2 separate regions of the Homo sapiens genome follow, and region 1 is linked to region 2. A link is a loop called in an ENCODE intact Hi-C map of the cell type or tissue named here. Cell type or tissue: PC-3. All regions are shown on one strand. Each heading gives the region's core, and the rest is flanking DNA. Links, peaks and the distances in the headings are about the cores only.

Region 1 (10,664 bases), core at 1,446-9,445, 50 kb before region 2:
TATCCTTTTGGAGGACACAATTCAACCCATGAGACATGCTAAGAGAGAAGCTAGGTTGGGTAGTTTTGCTACTTTAGACAGAGTGGTTAGGGGTAACCTTTTTAATGATACATTATTTAGGTTGAGAACAGAAAGATCCATCCAAATGAAGAATCTGGACAAGAATGTTGTTGATTAGAAGAATAGTGAGAAAGAATCCATGGTCAGAAAAAAGGGCTTGGCTGTTGCCGTGGTGAACAGAAAGGTGGCCACTGTGGCTGGCCCATAGAGAGCCAGAAGAGTGGTGCCAGATGGAGGGAAGGGACAGGCTGGAGACAGCCCCAGCAGAGCCTTATTTCTGAAGATAAGGAATTTGGAATTCATAAGTGCAATGGGAAGCTATTGAAAAACACAGGTCTGATTGATATTATACAAAGATTATTTTGGCTGCCATTTGGAGAATAAGTTGCTGTATTAGTCAGGGTTCTCTAGAGGGACAGAACTAATAGGATACACACACACATACACACACACACACACATATATATATATAAAGGGGAGTTTATTAAGTATTAACTTACATGATCACAAGTTCCCACAATAGGCTGCCTGCAAGCTTGAGGAACAAGGAGAGCCAGTCCGAGTCTCAAAACTGAAGAATCTGGAGTCTGATGTTCGAGGCAGGAAGCATCCAGCACAGGAGAAAGATGTAGGCTGGGAGGCTAGGCCAGTCTCGCTTTTTCATGTTTTTCTGCCTGCTTTTTATTTGCTGGCAGCCGATTAGGTGATGCCGAACAGATTAAGGGTGGGTCTGCCTTCCCCAGCCCACTGATTCAAATGTTGATCTCCTTTGGCAACACCCTCATAGACACACCCAGGATCAATACTTTGCATCCTTCAATCCAATCAAGTTGACACTCAATATTAAACATCACAATTGCAATCGAACAAGAGTGAAAGTAGGGAGACTTCCTATGCATAGGACAGATTCTAGATTTTCCTTGTGATACAGAGAAATATAAGACATAAACTTGTCTTCAAAGACAGGGCAATATGCTTGGGGAAACAACACAATTACATATAAGCAGATATTAGACTACATAAGATATAATAAACTGTGTTCTAGGAGAATGACATTCATTAGATTTCACTCAACATATATTTATTGAGTGTCCATTAAGTGTTAGGCATTGTGTCAATATAGGAACAAAAGAACACTACATTAAGTACATAAAGAGATCAGAATCACACATGGAATAAATGACAAAAATGGGTATAGGTTATGCTGGGAGGGCACAAATGAGAGAGTGGTCAATTCTGTCTAATGAAGTAGTTGGGAAAGAATTAATAAAGACAGAGACATTTTATTCGATTCTTAAAAGATAGACAAGAACCCATATTTATCTGGCAAATAAGTTGGAAGATGGTTAATGTAGGAAAAGGGAGAGAAGTTGGGGTCATCACATCAGGCAAAAGAAGGGGATTGAGCAAAGGTCAACAGGTATGCAGAAGAAGTGCACATTTGCAGATTATATGGGTTCACAGCAAGAGTTTGGAGGAAGACTATGTGGTGGAGAGTTTTGTTTTTATTTTTTATGGCTCCCTAGGCCATAATCCTCTTTTCTATGTGTGGGGGAATATGTTACTGTGTGAGTTGGGGAGACAGAGTCCAATTTTCCTTTATGATAGCTCTCTCTAAGCCCTAGTGCTGAGGCCTAGCAGGGTTTGGGGATCATTAATTCGTCCTGGTATAAAACTGAATAGCTGTTGGATTTTCTGTAGCAGTATTCAGCATACCAGGTATAGGAGCATGGTTCAATTCATTTAATATTGTGTATATTAGGAGTGGGGATTGTGGGAGCTAGAAAATTCAAGGAAGACAGAAGTGATTTTTGGCTGGAATGGTTAAGGAAGGTCTAAGGAGGTGAGGGATTTTTATTCAGATCTTGAAATGCAGGCAGGAGTAAGTAGACTTACTGGGAGGGGAAGTTAGCAGTGGAAGGAATACTGAGTAAAAGAATGGCAAAGGATACAGGATCAGATGTGGGAACAGATGAGGCATATGGGAGATCTAATAAACCAGTCTGGCTAACATAAAGCCATAATGGAGGGGGTGTTGAAAGGGTACATCTGATAAAGTTTGGATAAAGTACAAATTCCTTAGCCTTGAATTCCAAGTCATATCTTCCAAGCAATGAGGATCTGTTGAAGGTTATTGTGTAGGAGAGTGATTAAGATTAATGTGGTGGCAATTTGCTATAAGGATGAGAAGAAAATTGACTCCAGGCAGGAAAACTGGGTTAGGAGGCTGGCAAAGGAATCTAACATTCAGGGAGCAATAAGAGAGGAAAGGAAGGGACTGAGAAGCAATAGACAGAATGTATTCCCTCCTCTGTGCTCCTGGCTCTTTTCACACTATAGAACTTTCACTCTCAATCATGAATATTCACATAAATGTTTATCTCTCCCCAATTGTTTCTTCCTGCTTCCATTTCCTCCCCATTTTTATCTCTGTCTCTCCCACACTGTTTCTTTTTCTTTATTTCTGTGTTAATTATTTAATTCATCAAATATTTATTATTTACATAATGGACATTGTACAAGACACTAAAGGTTCAGAGAAGGGAATTCAGTTCTCCTTGGAAAACCAAAGAGGGGCTCAACCACAAACCAAGTAGAAGTTTCTGCCAGAATTTAGGGGTGCATAGAGGCCTTTCATCTATATTCATGCATCGCCTGAACCCAACCTAGAAAAATGACAAGGAAGTCATCAGGGGAGCAGGTAGAGGAGGATGCAGAGGTGCAGCAGGGAACTGCTGGTCATTTGGCGAACTATGTCACAGGACCTGTGTGCAGGAGTGATGAACCATGATTGGAGAAGTTAGCAGGGCCTTGTGTATCATGCTGAAGAACTAAGGTTTATTCCAAATGTGTTGGAGGTTCTTCCAGAATTTTACATAGAAGAATAATATCAGATATTTTTAGAGTCAGCAAAACTGAGGATTTATACTCTCAGGCTCTGGAGTCAGATTGAGAACAGAGTGTTACTCAGGGTTAGCCACTTGGTGGCCGTGTGACCTTGGACAAATTACCTAGCCTTTCAGCCTCAGTTTCTTCTCTAAAATACTTTTTTTAAAAAAAAATACTACCTTCTTTGTAGGCATTGTTTTTTATTTGGTGAGAATTAAATGATATGTTATTTGTAACATTCTCTTATTTTTACCTGATATTGACAAATTATTATTGTATATTTTATGGGGTACAAAGTAATGCTGTGATACATGTATACAGTGTAGAATTATTGACTCAAGCTAATTAACATATCCACAGTCTCGAATGGAATACTTATCATTTATTCCTCCTGTCTAACTGAAACATTGTACCCTTCAACCAACATCTCCCCATTCCCCTGATTCCCCAGCTTCCGGTAACCACCATTCTGCTCTCTGCTTCTATGTGTTGGATTTTTTTTTTTTTTAGCTTCCACATATAAGTCAGAACATGCAGTATTTGCCTCCATGTCTGGTTTATTTCATTAGCATAAAGTCCTTCAGGTTCATTCATGTTGTCACAAATGACAAGATTCCCTGCTTCTTTGAGGCTGAATAGGTTTCTAATGTGTATATATACCATATTTTCTTGTCCATTCATCAATTGATGAACACTCAGATTGATTCCATAACTTGACTGTTTTGAATAGTGCTGCAATAAACATAGGAGTTCAATATCTCTCAGACTTCCTGATTTCAAATCTTTTGGATACATACCCTGGAGTAGAATTCCTGGATGTTATTTCTAACATTCTTAGTACAGTGCCTGGCACATAGAAAGCTTTCCAAACAGATAGCTACTCTTACTAGTAATGACTAGGAATGACTTATCACCTCAGTCATTGTTACTATTATAAAAACTACTCTATAAACTATTATGAACACCACTCATCTTGGTGTGCAAGATGAGCCAGAGATGGGAATAAGCTGGAGGAAGGGAGATCAGTTAGGAGGCCTCTGGAATAATCTAGGAAAGAATATTCTGTTTTCTGTCTGGTGCCCAGCTGTCGCTCAGAAGGAGCTTTAAAAAAAGTTTGTGGAATAAATGAAAAGGAAGACTGAGCAGAATTCAGTGATTGATTAGCTCAAAGAAACCAGGGAGCAAACGAAAGATAACTGCAAGACTTGGAGATTGAGTGACTGGAGAATTCTGGTACTATGGACACAAAGAAACCTTCTCTCTTTCCACCCCTCAGCTCTGCGTTCTCAGGCCATTGCTCACCTGACATCTTTGGATGGTTGGCCGCTTTTTGAATTTCACTCACTTGCTCAATGACTGTGGTGTGCAGGTCTGCTGCTTTGTCTTTTTCCAGAATGCCTTGTCATAACTATAGTAAAGGTATATCTGAATTTAGAACCCCGACAATTCAAAAATCTAAAACCCCACTTACAAATTGGGTTTGAATACATCTCTCAGGTTGCTTCCAAATCTTTCTTTCTTTTCTTTTCTTTTTTTTTTTTTCATTTTTAGATCATGTAGATGTCTCAGGGAAGACTTCAGCATCTGTGCCTCTGTTGGGGCATTAATAGAATCCTATGCTTTTACATCCATTATTGTATTTGGAACAAAATATCCTTTATGGTCATTTGGTATTATATATTTTCTGTTTTGTATATAATATGAAATTACATATACAGTCTATTTTAGGTCTCATATCATTATAAAACAAAACAACAACAGCAACAACAAAAATTTGGCTCAGCTTTTGGCTTTTATACTTCTGTCAACTTGTTATTTGTACTCTGACTCCAAAGACAATTGGAGAAACTTGGGAGCATAACACAAGATTTTATTTTAACCAATTGATCTGTCCACTGCTATGGACTGATTTTTGCACAAAGTAATAGCAGGTTGGGCTGATGCCATGGTTCTCTGATTTTCTTTTTCTTTTCTTTTCTTTTCTTTCTTTCTTTCTTTCCTTCTTTCTTTCTTTTCTTTCTTTTTCTTTCTTTTCTTTCTTCTTTCTTTCTTTCTTCCTTTCTTTCTTCCTTTTTCTTGAGTTTGATTATTCTGATTACTAAATGCCTTGCAATTTGAAAAAGAACAGAAGTTATGAGCTTGTACTAGGAATAGGTTAGCCAGGTTCAAGGGTCTCACAACATTTAGAAAGATTGTTTTTAAGAAAGAAATAAAAAAAAAGTCTTATAGAGAGATCAGTGACACTTCATAAACAAGTTTGCAATGCTGTCTACTAGTATAAATGACCGTACGTTGATCTGCCAGACTCATTGCCCGGCTGTTTTTGCCAGGGCACATATTTGTGAGACAGCTGCTCCGAACTAGGGAAGGTCAAGCAAAAACCACTGCCTGTCTAGAGATGGCTGTCCTGATGTCAGTCTCATTAGTTCCTGAGTTCTTGCCAAGTTAGTAAGAACTAGCATAGATCTGGAGGTCAAAGTTTAGCAGAAAGAGCCCCCACAGCAGTGTGCAAAGAGCTCTTTTTCTGTTCTACTCTTTTTTTCTCTACTGGTCACCTAGTTGGTGTGTAGCGTGTGTGTGTGTGTGTGTGTGTGTGTGTGTGTGTTTCCCAAATAGTACTTGAAGGATAGGAAATTAAATGTCTGTGGGAAAAAGCAACATTTTGGGTTCTCAGCATTTTAGTCAGCTGCTTTCTTACTTTTCCAGACTGTGACTATTCTTTGAAGCTATTAAAATCTATTCTTGGTAATGAGAAAAGGGAGTGACTTGATGGTTCTTTTCCAATTGCTCTGTGTCTGACAAGAAATACCTAAATACTTTAATTTGCCTTTTTAAATTTCCCCTAGTGGTGGCAAAACAATTCTACTCCTATTTGTCAGGGAAAAAAATCTCTGCCGTGAATTTCAGTGCTGGGAACATAACAAGACAAAAAGCTACCTGGGCTAGCCTGTTTCTCCAGGATGAAACAAAAGGAATATAGATTTTAGCGGCTGCTTTAACAGTTTGGTAAAGGATCTGGTCTATCTTGGGTGTGGGAGATGGGAGGGGTAAAGAGGTCAGAATACCATTTAGATCACAGACAGAAAGAAACCAGGAAGTAAGGGGAAATTATTACAGTCTGTTCATAGCTCAGAATGTTAAAGGCAACAGCCTCTGCTGGTTGGTTATTCATTAGCAAAAAGGAGAGAGCCGTCCAGATCCGGACTGGTCGAAAGACAGGAACAGACTTGAAACAGGGGGAGAGCTCCTGGCGAAAGCAAGACGTGGAGGTTTTACCAGGGGTTAGTAGCTTCCTCTTGCTAACTTTTTATTGGGACAAAAGGCAAGATGGCACCATTCTGTTCTCAGATATTTGTCTAAATAAAGCCCTTTTAATTTTATTTTATTTTTGTTGTGGGATTCTTAAGCAGATAAGAAGAAAAGACACCTTCCTAGTGAGCAGCTGCCCAGCTCCTGCTCAGTTTTGCCTCGGGGTAGCACCTCCAGCCACAGAAAGCAAGCCGGTAAGTCTCTCCAGGTAGGACTTGCTGCAACCCAGCTGCTGGACTGATCTGAAACGGGACTTTGCATACTCTCCGAAGTATGGTGAGTTGGTGCTGACTTCAAAGTTGCCTGGTGAAGGAAGATAAGGTGGATCGCAGAGACTAAGGGGAGAGGGAGAAGCCCTGCTCCTCTTCTCCCCACCAAGGCACAATGAGCAACATCTGTCAGAGGCTCTGGGAGTACCTAGAACCCTATCTCCCCTGTTTGTCCACGGAGGCAGACAAGTCAACCGTGATTGAAAATCCAGGGGCCCTTTGCTCTCCCCAGTCACAGAGGCATGGCCACTACTTTGTGGCTTTGTTTGATTACCAGGCTCGGACTGCTGAGGACTTGAGCTTCCGAGCAGGTGACAAACTTCAAGTTCTGGACACTTTGCATGAGGGCTGGTGGTTTGCCAGACACTTGGAGAAAAGACGAGATGGCTCCAGTCAGCAACTACAAGGCTATATTCCTTCTAACTACGTGGCTGAGGACAGAAGCCTACAGGCAGAGCCGTGAGTAGTACAAACTTATACTTAATTTCTGAACTCTCTGAGGGCTGGGTAATGAGTTTTCCTTTCTACTTCTCTACAACCCCCTAATGTCCAAAGAGTTGCCTAAAAAGTATGAGGAAGTACTGGCAAGAAACCACTAATTGAAACACACCTCCCCCGCTAAGTGAGTGTGAAACTGGCCAGTAATTGTTGTTGAGATGACTTCAATTACAGTATGTACATCCACAGGTCCAGGGTGTATTTTCAAAATAAACAAATGATGTGTTTAATACTGTACCTTCTCTTTGGCTGTAAAATAACTCATGCCTCACTTTAGCAATAAAATTGCATTTTGTTTGAAGGTAAATTATAAGACTTCCCTTAATGATATTCTCAAATCTAAACTTCAGATTCTTTTTTTTAAAAAAAACTTTTGAAACATTCCAGGGTAATATATCAACTCTAGCCCTAGCTCTAATCCTAATCCCTTTCATTCTGATGGGAATATACAGGGCTAATGTAGAAGACAACACTTAGAAGATACTAATGTTCTCAGTGACATCATGATATAGATTTTTTTTTAATTCCCAGATCCTGAGATATGCTACCCAAATTATGATATCTTTTGGTTTTTATTATGATTAGAAACTGGCCAGCTACAGACATTTGGTAAATTTTGATAGGAAAAAGGACAACATCTCCTTGAAGAGGAGATAAAGACTTTATCCTGGTATTTGAATGAAATATGAATTATATTGCAACAAAAGAGGAAAGTTTTTATGTACTTATTCACCCATCCATCCATCCATCCATCCATCCACCTACCACCCCTCCAAGTGCCAGGCATAGACAGTAGTGGGCCTGGTGAGTTGGGGAGGGTAAAGGAGATTATTCTAGTAGTGACTGAATACAAAGTGGATAAAACATAGTCTTGACAATGGATACTTGGGGTCTGGTGGGTTGGGAAGCAAATGGAGACTGTCATTGGCCCTGATCTCATTGCTTCCTGAATCCAGTGAAACCTTAGACTGGGAATGTCTTTCAAAAAATGTACTCATTTTTTTTTTTTTTTTTTTTTGAGACGGAGTCTCGCTCTGTCCCCCAGGCTGGAGTGCAGTGGCGCGATCTCGGCTCACTGCAAGCTCCGCCTCCCGGGTTCACGCCATTCTCCTGCCTCAGCCTTCCAAGTAGCTGGGACTACAGGCGCCTGCCACCACGCCCGGCTAATTTTTTTGTATTTTTAGTAGAGACGGGGTTTCACCGTGTTAGCCGGGATGGTCTCGATCTCCTGACCTCGTGATCCGCCCGCCTCGGCCTCCCAAAGTGCTGGGATTACAGGCGTGAGCCACCGCGCCCGGCCAAAATGGACTCATTTTATAGAATGGTTTCTTAATAGGGAAACCATTGGAGATTCTCTTATGTTCTCATGTAAGTGTTTCTTATTTTTATGTGAGCGTCCCTTACTGGTCCAGGGAATAAGATAATAATAAATAGCCATAGAGCATTGTTTCTGCTTTCCAAACTCATACATCACATATGAAGGGAGGTTTGACGAGTTTTGAGTTTTGAGATTCTTTTCAACACCAAGAACCTATAAATGTTTAGAAGGGTCTTAATTTATGCTTAAATAGAAATGAATTGAAATATACTTTTAATGAATGGAATTGATCAGTTATCAAGTGGGAAAATCACCTGTGTGAACATTTGCTTTCTGTGATAATCTACAGGAAATATCTTTATATATTGGATACACTTATGTGCATTTATCTGTTTTCACTACTTTATGATTTCTATGTCCTGTATGGCATTATGCATATTTTATATTTGGCATAACATGTATATTATAATAATAATATATTAATGTTTCATGCCTTGAATTCATAATCTGTTAGTTTTAAATATATTCAACTCATATAACTACTTAGGACCTCAATTTCCTCATCTGCAACTCTCTGGGGTTGCCATGACCAATGGATTTCCTGACTATCTGGGAACAGGAGCTCTTATGTTCGTATGTAGTGGTTCAGTTACATTCATGCTTGACTGTATTAGAAATGCTGAAGAAAGCAAATTAACTGAAACAAGTCAAGCAATCCGAAGGTATCATATTCTGGGTAAAAGGCTTGAGAGCAGTGTTCTTATTAATTTAGATTTTCTTTGCCTACAAACACAAAATAAGGCAACTAAATTATTATGGCTATTTTTGATTCTCAGAGTCATTTGTAGCCAATAATATTTTTTCCCTCTGCACATTACCTTGACCTTTCTTCTTGGAATTGGTTCTCAGCAGCATTCCTACCTGTCAGTACCATTCTAGATCTCTGTAGTTAGCTTTCCTTGGGATCTTCACATCCACTGGAATAAAAACCATGATGCCCAGAAAATGCTGCCACTCTGCCTCCTGGCTGGAACAGGCTACTTGTTTTCTTTTAAGTGCACACCATGGTCTTCACCTGTGAACCTGGCTTACTTCTGAAGTTTCTTGTCACCGTAAGGCAAAATTGCTTCAATACTCTTAGTGCAAGTAGCTGTAGCTTCTAGAATTCCCCTCCATCTCAAATAGAAGCGATTTTTACTGAACAGCCTTCTGCGTGAGTGTGTCCAAGTGGCTCACACAGTACTTTAACACTTGAAGAATTATATAAAAACAACTTATTTTAATATTTTTTCTTCAGTGAGTTTTTTCAAAAGTCTATTTTTTTCTCCTGAATGCTGTGAAAATTAACGTAATTTTTTAAAATCATGAGCTCAGTAAGTTGACTTAAGGAAAGATTATTGTTTATATCCACATGTATGGGATGAGTAGGCAATGGGAAACCAATGAAAGCTGTCATCTAATTCCTAATTAGACCAGTTTAATGCAACGTATGTTAGTATTTGTGTTTTTATGTCTTTACTTTTGATGTGCATCTGTAAGAAGAAACTGCAAATACTTCTGGAGTTATTGGTGCCAGGGAAAATTAGTTTAAGGCTTTAGTTTGCAGTTTGTTTGTTTTCTTTTATACTTGGAAGTAGAGATGTTGAAAAACAAACTATTGTTTAAAAAGCCCAATTTACTAATTCTTATCCCACTTAGAAATGCTTTTCACCTTTACTGAATATCTTCCACTAAGTGATATAATAAACCAATTCTTGAAGATTTATTTTGTCTTTATGAAGAATCATTAGATTTATCTTATCTTCGACTTGAATTTATTCCTAGCTCATTTTAGAGATGAGTCTTTTTCTTCAACATCTTCAATGTGAAATCCCTCGAAAACCTTGCCCTTAGGGTCTTATTAATCAGAACTTTCTTTAATATTTTATTTATGGTGTTTTTAAAGATATAAAGTTCACATAAAAATAATGATGTGGAAATAACATATAAATATTAGAACCAAAAGTAATGGCTTTAAATTTCATTGCTTTAATTGTAAAAAATTCAAGTATTGCAAAATATTGATAAAAAGCAATATGATCAGCAATAATATTAGACGTAGCATCATTTATCTGCAAAGAGTTTAAAAAGTTTTTTTGCTTAGGGAGGATCACCTGTGTCCAGGAGTTCAAGAACAGGCTGAGCAACATAGTGAGACCCAGTCTCTACAAAAAAATTAAAAAATTTGCTAGGCATGGTGGCACAAACCTGTAGTCCCAGCTACTCGAGAGAGTGAGGCTGGGGCAGGAAGACTGCTTAAACCTGGGAGGTTGAGGCTGCAG
Region 2 (10,664 bases), core at 1,100-9,099:
TTCTCTGGGTACATGTGATAATTTGATACATTAATATAATCTGAATTGGAATATCCATTACCTTAACTATTTCTCTTTTCTTCATGCTAGGAACATTCAAATAAGGAACAGTAGATTAATGTTAACTATAGTCAACCTACTATAGAGATTGTGCTCTGCTGTACTTTGGCCTCCTTTAGCCACAGCTGGAGCTGGAGCAGCTGAGACATAGGGCACCAAGTCCAGAAGGTGCACAGAGCAGCAGGACCCTGTACCCAGCCCATGAGACCATTTTTCTCTTTTAGGCCTCTGGACCTGTGATGGGAGGGGCTGCCATGAAGATCTCTGGCATGCCTTGGAGACATTTTCTTCATTGTCTTGGCTATTAACATTTGGCCCCTGGTCACTTAAGCAAATTTCTGCAACTGGGTTGAATTGCTCCCCAGAAAATGGGCTTTTCTTTTCTACCACATGATCAGGCTGCAAATTTTCCAAACTTTTATGCTCTGCTTCCCTGATAAATAAAAGTTCCAGTTTCAGATAATCTCTTGGTGAATGCATATGACTGACTGCTTTCAGAATCAGCCAGGTCACATCTTGGATGCTTCACTGCTTAGAAATCTCTTCTGCTAGATACCCTAAATCATCTCTGTCAAGTTCACAATTCCACAGATCACTAGGGCAGGGACAAAATGCCACCAGTCTCTTTGCCAAAGCATAGCATGAGTGACCTTTACTCCAGTTCCCAATAACTTCCTCATTTCTATCTGAGACCAACTGAGCCTGGAATTCATTGTCCATATTACTATCAGCATTTTGATCAAAACTGTTCAACAAGTGTCTAGGAAGTTCCAAACTTTCCTACATATTCCTGTCTTCTTCTGAGCCCTCCAAACTGTCCAACATCTGCCTGTTACCTAGTTCCAAAGTTGCTTCCACATTTTCAGTTTTTCTTTATAGCAGTGCCCCACTCTACTGCTATCAATTTTCTGTATTAGTCCGTTCTCACACAGCTATAAAGATATTACCTGAGACTGGATAATTTATGAAGAAAAGAGGTTTAATTGTCTCACAGTTCTGGATGGCTGGGGAAGACTCGGGAAACTTACAATCATGGTGGAAGGGGAAGCAAGGCACATCTTACATGGTGGCAGGAGAGAGAGAGTTCAGAGAAACTGCCACTTTTAAACCATCAGCTCTTGTGAGAACTCACTACCATGAGAACGGCATGGGAAGAAACACCCTCATGATCCAGTCATCTCCCACCAGGTCCCTTCCCCAACACATGGGGATTATAATTAGAGAGAGATTTGGGTGGGGACACAGAGCCAAACCATATCAATAAGTAAATTTTGAATAAAAAATGAATAAGTGATTTTCAAGGTGGTAGGTTGTGGTTGTGGCCTTGGCACCAGCTCGTGTAAATACAGAAGAAACACTTGGCCTTATTGAAAGAGTTGGTTAGTTTCTTTCACAGGCATTTCTGAGAATTTAATAAAACAATGGATTATCTCCCCGGAAAAAAATGCATGTACTCATTAAAACACCTTTGCCTGTAGATCCTTATGAAAATTTCTTTTCACCTCTAAAGTTTGGACCAAGTCTCTTTTTTGTTTCTAGTCATGGAAGAATTCCTCTTTGCTTTCACCCTCCACATCTCCATCTCATATTTGTTTGTGAAACAATTTTTAAAGAACAAGTCACATTTTTTCCCTCATATTGCTGGTGAGCTCAGGGCTTAAAACTCCTTTTGTGTTAAATATTAAATGGAGTATCTTAAAACTCTCCTTTGTAGTTTTCAAATTTACCAAAGATCTACTTCTTCCATGGAGTTAGTTTCCACATGGAATTATCTGTAAACATCAAAGGCCCATATTTCTTGGGTTTTTTTTTTTTCCCTGACCACTGCTGTTCATTAAACCAATCTGCTCACAAATACCTTTTTGGTTTCTTCACTTGTGCACATACCCTTGTCTTTCATTTTTTTAGATTTCTGTATCTCTTTCAAATCCTTTCAAAGTATATTTTTTTAAAAGAACACTTCCATCCTCCTTATAGCCTATGGTTAATTTCCTACTACACACTGTTGATGATTAAATGATTTTTAAATTCCTGTTTCATCACTTTCTTTTTTGATTTGTTACTTAAAGTGGTCTTTTATCTCTCCCTTGATACTCTAAGATTTTCAAAGGAAAAGTTATATACCCTTCTTTTGCTTTATCTTTTCTCCATATTGTTAGTATAAAATTAATGTTTCTAATGTATTTCAGCACATAGAAAATGATATGATTAGTACCTTGTAGGTAATGAAGTTAAGATACCTTCAAGATGTTTACAATATTTTATTTGAGATAAGAGATTTAATGAAGCTCAGTGACATCATAGTGCATCACTGAGTGTTAAAATGATAAGCCCCAGGGCTGAAGCTTAGACATAAGCCTCTAGTTTTGCTGGTGTCTTTTCTGATGGTGTGTGTGTGTGCTATAGCAGTCATAAAATATTTTGAATATCACCTCTAGTATAGGAAAAGGGAAGAAAGATGCTCCCTCTTTTTTACTTTTTGCAAGAGAAACCTGGATCCAGGGAATACAGAGCAGGCTGCACTTGACATTATTGACCCTTCTTGAATGGTTTACACACAATGACTACTAGCTGACTAAACTCAAATTTGGTATTTGAGTTGGGACTTGAGTTTGGTCTTTGGTCTTTGGGACTGTCATTTCTGAAATTAGTGTCCTGTATAACCATATAGTGTCCCATGTAAGAAGTATAGTACTGCCCCAAAGCTTATTCGTATAGAGAATAGGAATGAACATTTGTGGTATTTTATAAAATAAGGCATTTTCCTAGGCATCATAAGATCAAGTGCATTTACTTTCTTTGGATGTGACAAAGATAGAAATTAATGATTAAAGCTTTCAACTCTAACCCATCCATATTCTTCTAGTTTCTGGGACAAACATTATCACAAATGTTGTACAAAATCAAAGCAGATGCATTAAAATTTACATTTTTATTTCAGGCTTGATGATTGGAAATGTCATTATATAGGCACACATTTTGTTTTTTATTTTAAAAGAGAAATCAATATTAGCTGTCTTTTCCTCTTCCCCAAATAGAGGATAGTTTTGAAACAAAAAAAGTGCCCTGAGATTGAATATTTATATGAACTTTGTTGTATTCTTTGTAAACTTCTTGTGAGGAATTGCATACTTTTGATTACCAGACTCAGGGAAGTGGATTCAGACTATAACAAGATTCTTTTATAAATAGTCACCTCCCCCAGTGAAGAAAGCACAAATGAGTTCACCTGACTTCCCCTCTAAAGAAATTCCTTCAAAATTTCTCATTTATGATGACTATAAAGGTGAATAACAGCAACAAAAAAGCTTTATCAAATGACCCAAGCAAAGGATTTCTATGTGACTGCAAGTCCTACCTCTGATACTTAATTTGACATTGTCACTTTATCACAAATTTTTTACATGTGTACAGCCCTGATATGCTTGTGTTTTAAAGGACAGAAAAATCAATTTCATTTTTGATCTTTACATTCACATGAAAGTGTTCTCTTTGGGGGAAAAGAGAGAGGTCAGATTGAAATCTGTGGTCTAAGGCCAATTAACATTAGAAACTGTGTTGCAACTGGTCCATAGCAGATAAGCCTTCTCCCATAAACACTTTATACTGCAAGCTATGTGGCAAGCTCAAATAAAAGATTACACAAAAACACAGGCATTATCTAAAGTTCAATGTTCAGTATAAACCAGAAGACTATATAAAATGCCCAAATTGAAGTACAATGTATTAATGTTTCATCAACAAGTATTTATTTAACAGCTCCACAGGGCATGTGGCCAGTGCTTCATGCCACAGATATGTGAAGTTATCAGACTCTGTCCTTATGCTGGGGAGGTCTGTAGCTTCAAGTGTAAACAAAGAATAATCTAAACAAGAATTTAAAATGCATCGCTAGCTTTTGTATGCTACATATCAAAACAGAGGAGTAGTCACTGAATACTGTAGGAATTCTGAGCAGTCAAGTTTTAGTATTGCCAGTATAAGTAGTGATAGCAGTGTGAATTTAGCTAGAACAGAGGGCTGATATAGGGAGGATAAAGTTGAAGAAGTGGCTTGTGTCCAGATGGTGGAAGGCCTGAATTTCCAGGTTAATAGAGGTTTTACTCCATAAGCAAAATACCCCTTATTTATGTGTATGTGGGGAGATGATAAATCTAGTGGTGGTGGTGTGAGCAAGGGGGAGAGTCTGAGATAAATGCATGTAAAGCTTGTAGCAACAGTGCCTGCCTCCTTTTATGTGATCAGTAAATATAAATTGTTAATGTTAAAGAGAACAGGCAGTAAAATATTTCCATAATCCAAGAGGCGATGTTGAATTAGACAAGGGTTATGGTGAGGGAAATGGAAAGGAAGGAATGAATAACAAAATAATTGCGAGCATTATTTTTTTTCTTTGTCCTTATCATTCCATGTGAGTGGGAAAGAGTAGCAGGGCTAACTTCCTGGGAACCAAGGGGATACTGAGCCGAAGAAGGTTTTGTGGAAAGGGAGGGAAATAATTACCTTGACAGGAAGAACTCTCACAGAGATTTTCTTCATAGTGTTGTGGAAACACAGGTAGATGCAGGTGAGTCATACCGAACCATAATAGTTCAAGGGGCATGAATCAAGCCTTTCATTTAGATACCATAAATGACTAAATGTGGTTATGAGTGTGCCCTGCAAATTGAAGGTGTTTTGCCAATGTGGGTGACAGCGATGCCTGCCAAGTCACATTCATGAGGACAATAGGTGTTTTACCCATTATAACATGTGTAACTGTGATGAAAACATGAAAGACACTGCTAACCCTGAGCTCCCACAGGGAAATCATCCTAGCTTACTTTCCCTATGACTGGTTAGGCCAAGTTGATCGACCCAGTTTCCTTTCTGCATTTTCTGGAAGGATGTTTTTTTTTTTTCCTGGAACTAGTCTTAAGAGTTTATTTTTTTAGGATCTGTCTATAGTACTTGAAGGCTGACTGCCTTGGTCTTAAGGAGACATTATAAAAAGAAGTCATATGTTAACTTTTGTAAATCCTAGCCATCAGTTGCTGGGCATGAGTTTTCTCTTTAAAAAGTGTAAGAGGCAATTATCTTCATCTGATAAGAATTATGAGTTACCTAGGAACCTAGTTTGTACACGTCAGTGAGGCACAATAAGATTCTATTAGATGAAATGACAAAACCTTAATTGAGGTAACACATCTATTTACATGTTGATTTCCCTAAATTTTGATTAATATTTAAGATATTTATCTTATGTAAATGTTGATATTCATTTATACTGCAATTTTTTTTTTTAAGGCTCACTGCCTTTTTCATAAAATAAAGCACGTCCAGTTAATCACAGGACAGCTCTCCTTTCCCTTTTTGGATTAGTAAAATGGCCTACTGCCACCTGGTGGCAGCATGTCCTAGTCCAGAACAGCAGGCAGGACAGAAGAGTCACTTGGGATGAAACTGTTAATACAAACAAAGAAATAAGGTCATGCTCACATATTCACTCGTGTCCCAGCATGACCTCAAATCCAACATGCCTAAAACAAAATTGATAATATCTGCCTTCAATTAATTATCTTAAAATCTCTACTATTTATTGAGCATGAATGTGTCGAGACATAAAGCACTTTACATGCAGCATTCTTCTTAATCTTGAAACAAGGCTATAAGGAAATTATTATTATTCTCACTTACAAATGAGGAGATTGAGGCATAGAGAGGTTAAATAACTTCCTAATGAGATGCTGTCACTCTTAACTGTTATTATACTCTGCCTTCTGACATGTTGCAGGACATATTGTCCTTTAGTCATTCAGATTTGAAATCCTGGTGTCACATCGTCTCTTCCATCTGTTTCGCTGCTCATTCATAATCACTTGTTTTATATTCCTTTGGGATTTTTTCCTGTATCTATCAATTCTAAGTGCCAAAGTTTCTAGTCCAGACCTTTACAACATGTAAATTTTTGTAGCATGTTCCTGATTGACCTCTTTTAATTTTTTATATTTAAATACATTTTAAAGTAATCTACAACTACATGTTATTATAAACATCCAAATTATAGAGAAGAATGCAGAGTAAAAAGTGAAACTCCTCTGTCATTACTTTCATATTCTCTCACTAATCTCCAGGAAAGTAAGCACATATAATTTTTAGTTTGTGAATTTTTTTTTTTTTCGAGACAGAATCTCACTCTGTTGCCCAGGCGATGGCATGATCTCGGCTCACTGCAACCTCCGCCTCCTTGGTTCAAGCGATTCTCCTGCCTCAGCCTCCCGAGTAGCTGGGACTACAGGTGCCCACCACGCCTGGCTATTTTTGTATTTTTAGTAGAGATGGGGTTTCACCGTGTTAGCCAGGATGGTCTTGATCTCCTGACCTTGTGATCCACCCACCTCGGCCTCCCAAAGTGCTGGGATTACAGGAGTGAGCCACCATGCCCGGCCAGTTTGTTGATTTTTTAAAATATAAATAAACCTATAACACTCCTAATATTTGTAATTTACCCTTTTTTATACAACAATGTCCTGCAGACACATTTTATACAACAATGTCCTGCAGACACAGAAAATAACACAATCTTTCTGTGTTAATGTTACAGAATTTACATACGGTAGACACTTGATAATTTACATAATTATAGACTTAAATTACATACTATTTTCATCTAAAACAGAAATTATATTTTTTGTTTGTTTTTATCAAATTGAAGCATTTGTTTCTTCCAGCATTTCTTTTCATATCATGAGTTTAATCTTCTTCTTGGTTATTGTTAATAAAGATATCTTTCATGGCATGGTATGTCAATAAAGATTATTTTTTAAAATATCAATAAACTGTGTGTGTGTGAGTAGTTGTGGTATTATTTTACTGGATACTTTTTTGCATGTAAGTGCCAAACTCAAACATTCTCAGCTGCCTTGTACAAATTTCTAATTGGTTTACTATTTTTATACATCAGTAGTTCTCAAATTTAATGTACATTAGATTCAGCTGGGGGACTTAATAAACCCCAGATTGTTGGGCCCACCCCCAGAGTTTATGATTTGGTAGGTATGAAGTGAAACCCAAGAATTTCCATTTCTAACAAGTATTAGCCTAAAGCTGTCTCCTTGCATATTTTAAGTTCAGCTTAAAGGTTTCTCCGTGCATAGTAAACTATAACCTTACTGGATGTATGAACAGACAGTAACCTACTCTTGTGCCAATCACTGAGTTTGGCCAATCAAAGGGGGCCAACTCTTCAAACCTTGTTCAAAATAAGGCAAACATCAAGCTGTAACCAGTCCGGCTGTTTCTGTCTCTCACTTCTGTTTTTTTTTGTTAGTCACTTTCCTTTTGCTGTCCATAAATCTTCCACCAAGTGGCTGCACTGGACTCTCTGAGCATACTCTGGCTTGGGAGGCTGCCTAATTTGTGAATCATTCTTTGCTCAATTAAACTCTGTTACATTTGATTTGTCTAAGGTTTTTCTTTTAACACAAGTTTTCATGTGATGCGATGCTCCTGATCTAGGGACCACACTTGGAGGATCACTGATCCGTATGACTCTCTTGTGATGCTTTATACTCCTAGGATATCTTGATCCCTTCTCAGCACTCTCTGTCTACTGCACGTAAGAACTGTAGCTTAAAGAGAGAGCTGAAAATGGCTGTGGTGGACATCCGGGCCTGGGGTGTGTGCCCTTCCAGAATGGGGCCAGCAGAGGCTCTAAAAGGCAGACTTGATCAGAATGACAGTCCTGCCAATGGTTCAAACCTCAAATTAAGAAACAGTTTTCACACATGCAAAGGGTAGAACAAGCTATTGTTTATCCATCAGTCTCCACAGCAGCACTTGCCCTAGAGACTGCAGTCCACAGCAATTGCATCACCTTTGAGTATGAAGGACGATGTTATAAATGCCACTACATGCAGAAAACATTTTTAAACTTATATTCTTCACTTCCTGATCAGAGCTCAGCTAAGTAAAATTCTAGGAATTAAGTGAATTGATGCATTCAGTCAAATATTATATTTATTTCATTGTTACTATGGATTCAATTCTAGTGTGATTTGCTTTGTAAAGTAATTGTACCAATCTATTATACAAAAGTCCAAAATTGTTGAAACAAAGGAGGATTAAAAAAATTTGCTATAGGGTTTTTCTACAAATGTAGTAAAATTGCTTTATCTTTAACCATTTGATTTATAAAAACTGCCTGCTTATATATATATTGGACAGAGGAAACACATCATTTATAGACTTGATTAGCCAAAATACAAATGTAACATATGTACATAAAACTTATGTAATGGAGTATTTAGTTTTGAGAATGATATATAGGAGACATAATAATAATTCTGGAGAACTTAATCTGCTAGATACATTGTAATTCTTGTAAAGGCTTACATATTTATATTTTGTTTAAACCTTTTATTTTTATTTTTGCACCATCATCCCTTCATTTTTTTCAAATAAAAACATACTTAGAAGTAAATTATATATTTTCTAAATACATGCATTAAAATTTATGTGCCCCAACTTTCAAATGCTGTATTGTTTCTGAACATATATGCATTACTGTCACCTCTAGAAAGTTATTGAAACCATTAAATTGCCTGGATGGTTGAAGATTAGAAACATTATAGTGTATTAATAGGACAATGCCATTCTGAGTGATCTTTGGAGTATGATACTTTATATACTAATTCAGCTTTACAACCTGAAGGTAGAAACCAATTATATGGGACAAAAACCGCTTTGGTATATTATTTCTTATCTAAGACACTGTTAAAATGCTCAAATTTTACTAGTTTAAAATAAGAAATGAGGACCAAAATACATGGTGTTCTTTATCCTAAATTCCCTTTGCCTGGTGCAAAAATAATGGTTCATATTTTATCTGAGTGTTCCCAACTCATCCTCTTCACATTACACTTCAAGGTACTGTGGCATGCGAAATAGAAGTTTGGCTCAATTTCAGACTCAACCATCACCTCTCCATGCGGTCTCAAGTTAATAAACTTCCCTGGGCCTGAGTTTCCTCATCTGTAAACTAAGAGCATGTGAGAGTGCTCATAAAACATTATTTGAAAAGACTGGAGAGCAAGCATGAGTGAGTAGTGTCCATTGAAGGGTTTGTCCCAATAACTCACTGGAGAGTGTTCATGCCTTTCAGTCTGTGAGCTAGCAAAGATGGAGAGCAATGAACTAATGAAAGAGATATTTAGATGAATATGTTGCTTAAACATTTTAGTGTTGATGCATAATCAATGCACTTTGAATCAGGAAAATGCATTGAGTTGATTAAGATATTTCATCCATATTGCTTCTTTGCTTGAAATATTTCTGTGAAAAAGTATTGCCAGTTCTGGAAATAGAGTTAAAAGAATGCTTGAGTACTTTATTAGCTTTCACTAAACATGCATGTATTCATAAAAATTAGGTACAGTTTTCTAACGTGTTTTCTTAAACTTTATACAAATGCTACTACAATGGTATATATCATTCTTTTCATTCTTTAACTTACTCTAATCCTTGAACAATTTATTTTTAAAAATTTAATTTATTTTATGAGAGATGGAATCTTTCTATGTCACCCAGGCTGAAGTGCAGTGGCTATTCACAGGTGCGATCATAGTGCACTACAGCCTTGAACTCCTGGGCTCAAGTGATCCTCCTGCCTCAGTCTCCTGAGTTCCTGTGACTATAGGTGCATACCACCATGCCCAGTCATTGTTTTAATTTCTACATAGTATTTCATTTTATATCTACAACTGTTTGTTTATCTTTTCTCCTGTGATGGACATTTAGGTTGTTTCCAAATTTTCAATGCCAGGATTCTTTAGTGGATGTTCTTGTAGTGTATCTTCTTGAGCTCATACAGCATGTAGTCTAGAAGTGAAATTGAGTAGTACACAAATATTCAGCTTTACCAGATAGTGCCAAATTGCTCTTAAATTAGTTGTACCAAATCGTACTACCACTAGTACTGTATAAAAGCTCATTTCACATTTTCCTCAATACCTAATAATGTTAGCATTTTAAATTGTAATGTGAAAGTATAAAATAGTATTTCATTGTGGTTTTATATGTAATATTACTAATACCAGCACATGTAGAGGCCGTGTTCCTGTCATTTTTATTAATTATTTGGGGTTTCTTTTTATGTGAACTGCCCAATTATATCCAGGCATCATCATATCCTATGCCAATTTTTCTACTGTGTTGTCTTTCTCTTATCGATTATAGGTCTCAACATAATGTGAATACTAATCCTATTTTGGGTTATATACTTTGCAAATATTTTTTCCAGGTTTTTGGCTTATATTCAAATTTTATTTCATGGTGACCTTGTTGGTGTAGAAGATTTTAACTGTGATGTAATAAATATTATCAATCTTTTCCCTAAGGTTTGTATGTCTTTTTGTTTTTGTCTTGCTAAAGAAAACTTCCCTAGTCCAATGTCCTTAGGAAGTTTTGAAGTTTGCCTTTTACAGTAGGCCTTTAATCTATGTGAAATTATTGTGTATGCTGTAGGTAGCATCAGTTTTTTTCCCATATGGATTATTAATGATAACAGTGTTATTTATTGAGTCATCCATTCTTTCATCACTAATTTGTATATTTAGGTATCAGTT

The links. Hi-C counts contacts between places; a loop is a spot of excess contacts. Peaks named below come from ENCODE experiments on the same cell type or tissue, not always from the same donor. Only the 100,000 strongest peaks of a DNase experiment are listed, where the experiment ranks them.
Region 1: a loop joins it to region 2, with 4 times the contacts of the local background. A loop is called at or near these places in 18 of 110 quality-filtered maps.

Annotation. Positions count from the first base shown.
Region 1 is chr6:116,056,290-116,066,953 of GRCh38, reverse strand. FRK (fyn related Src family tyrosine kinase) reads left to right here and starts at 6,063. Exons shown (of 8, transcript NM_002031.3): 1 at 6,063-6,986. The coding sequence starts at 6,643. In PC-3, for the core only: a CTCF peak has its summit at 5,804; a DNase peak (open chromatin) is centred at 6,023; H3K4me3 peaks cover 2,254 bases; H3K27ac peaks cover 1,175 bases.
Region 2 is chr6:116,005,770-116,016,433 of GRCh38, reverse strand. The region is part of intron 1 of FRK (fyn related Src family tyrosine kinase); the gene reads left to right. Among named protein-coding and RNA genes, the nearest start is that of FRK, 50 kb to the left of the region's middle. RefSeq lists an enhancer at 7,351-7,630. In PC-3, for the core only: a CTCF peak has its summit at 5,443 (motif pointing left); DNase peaks (open chromatin) are centred at 4,703 and 5,453; H3K4me3 peaks cover 328 bases; H3K27ac peaks cover 932 bases.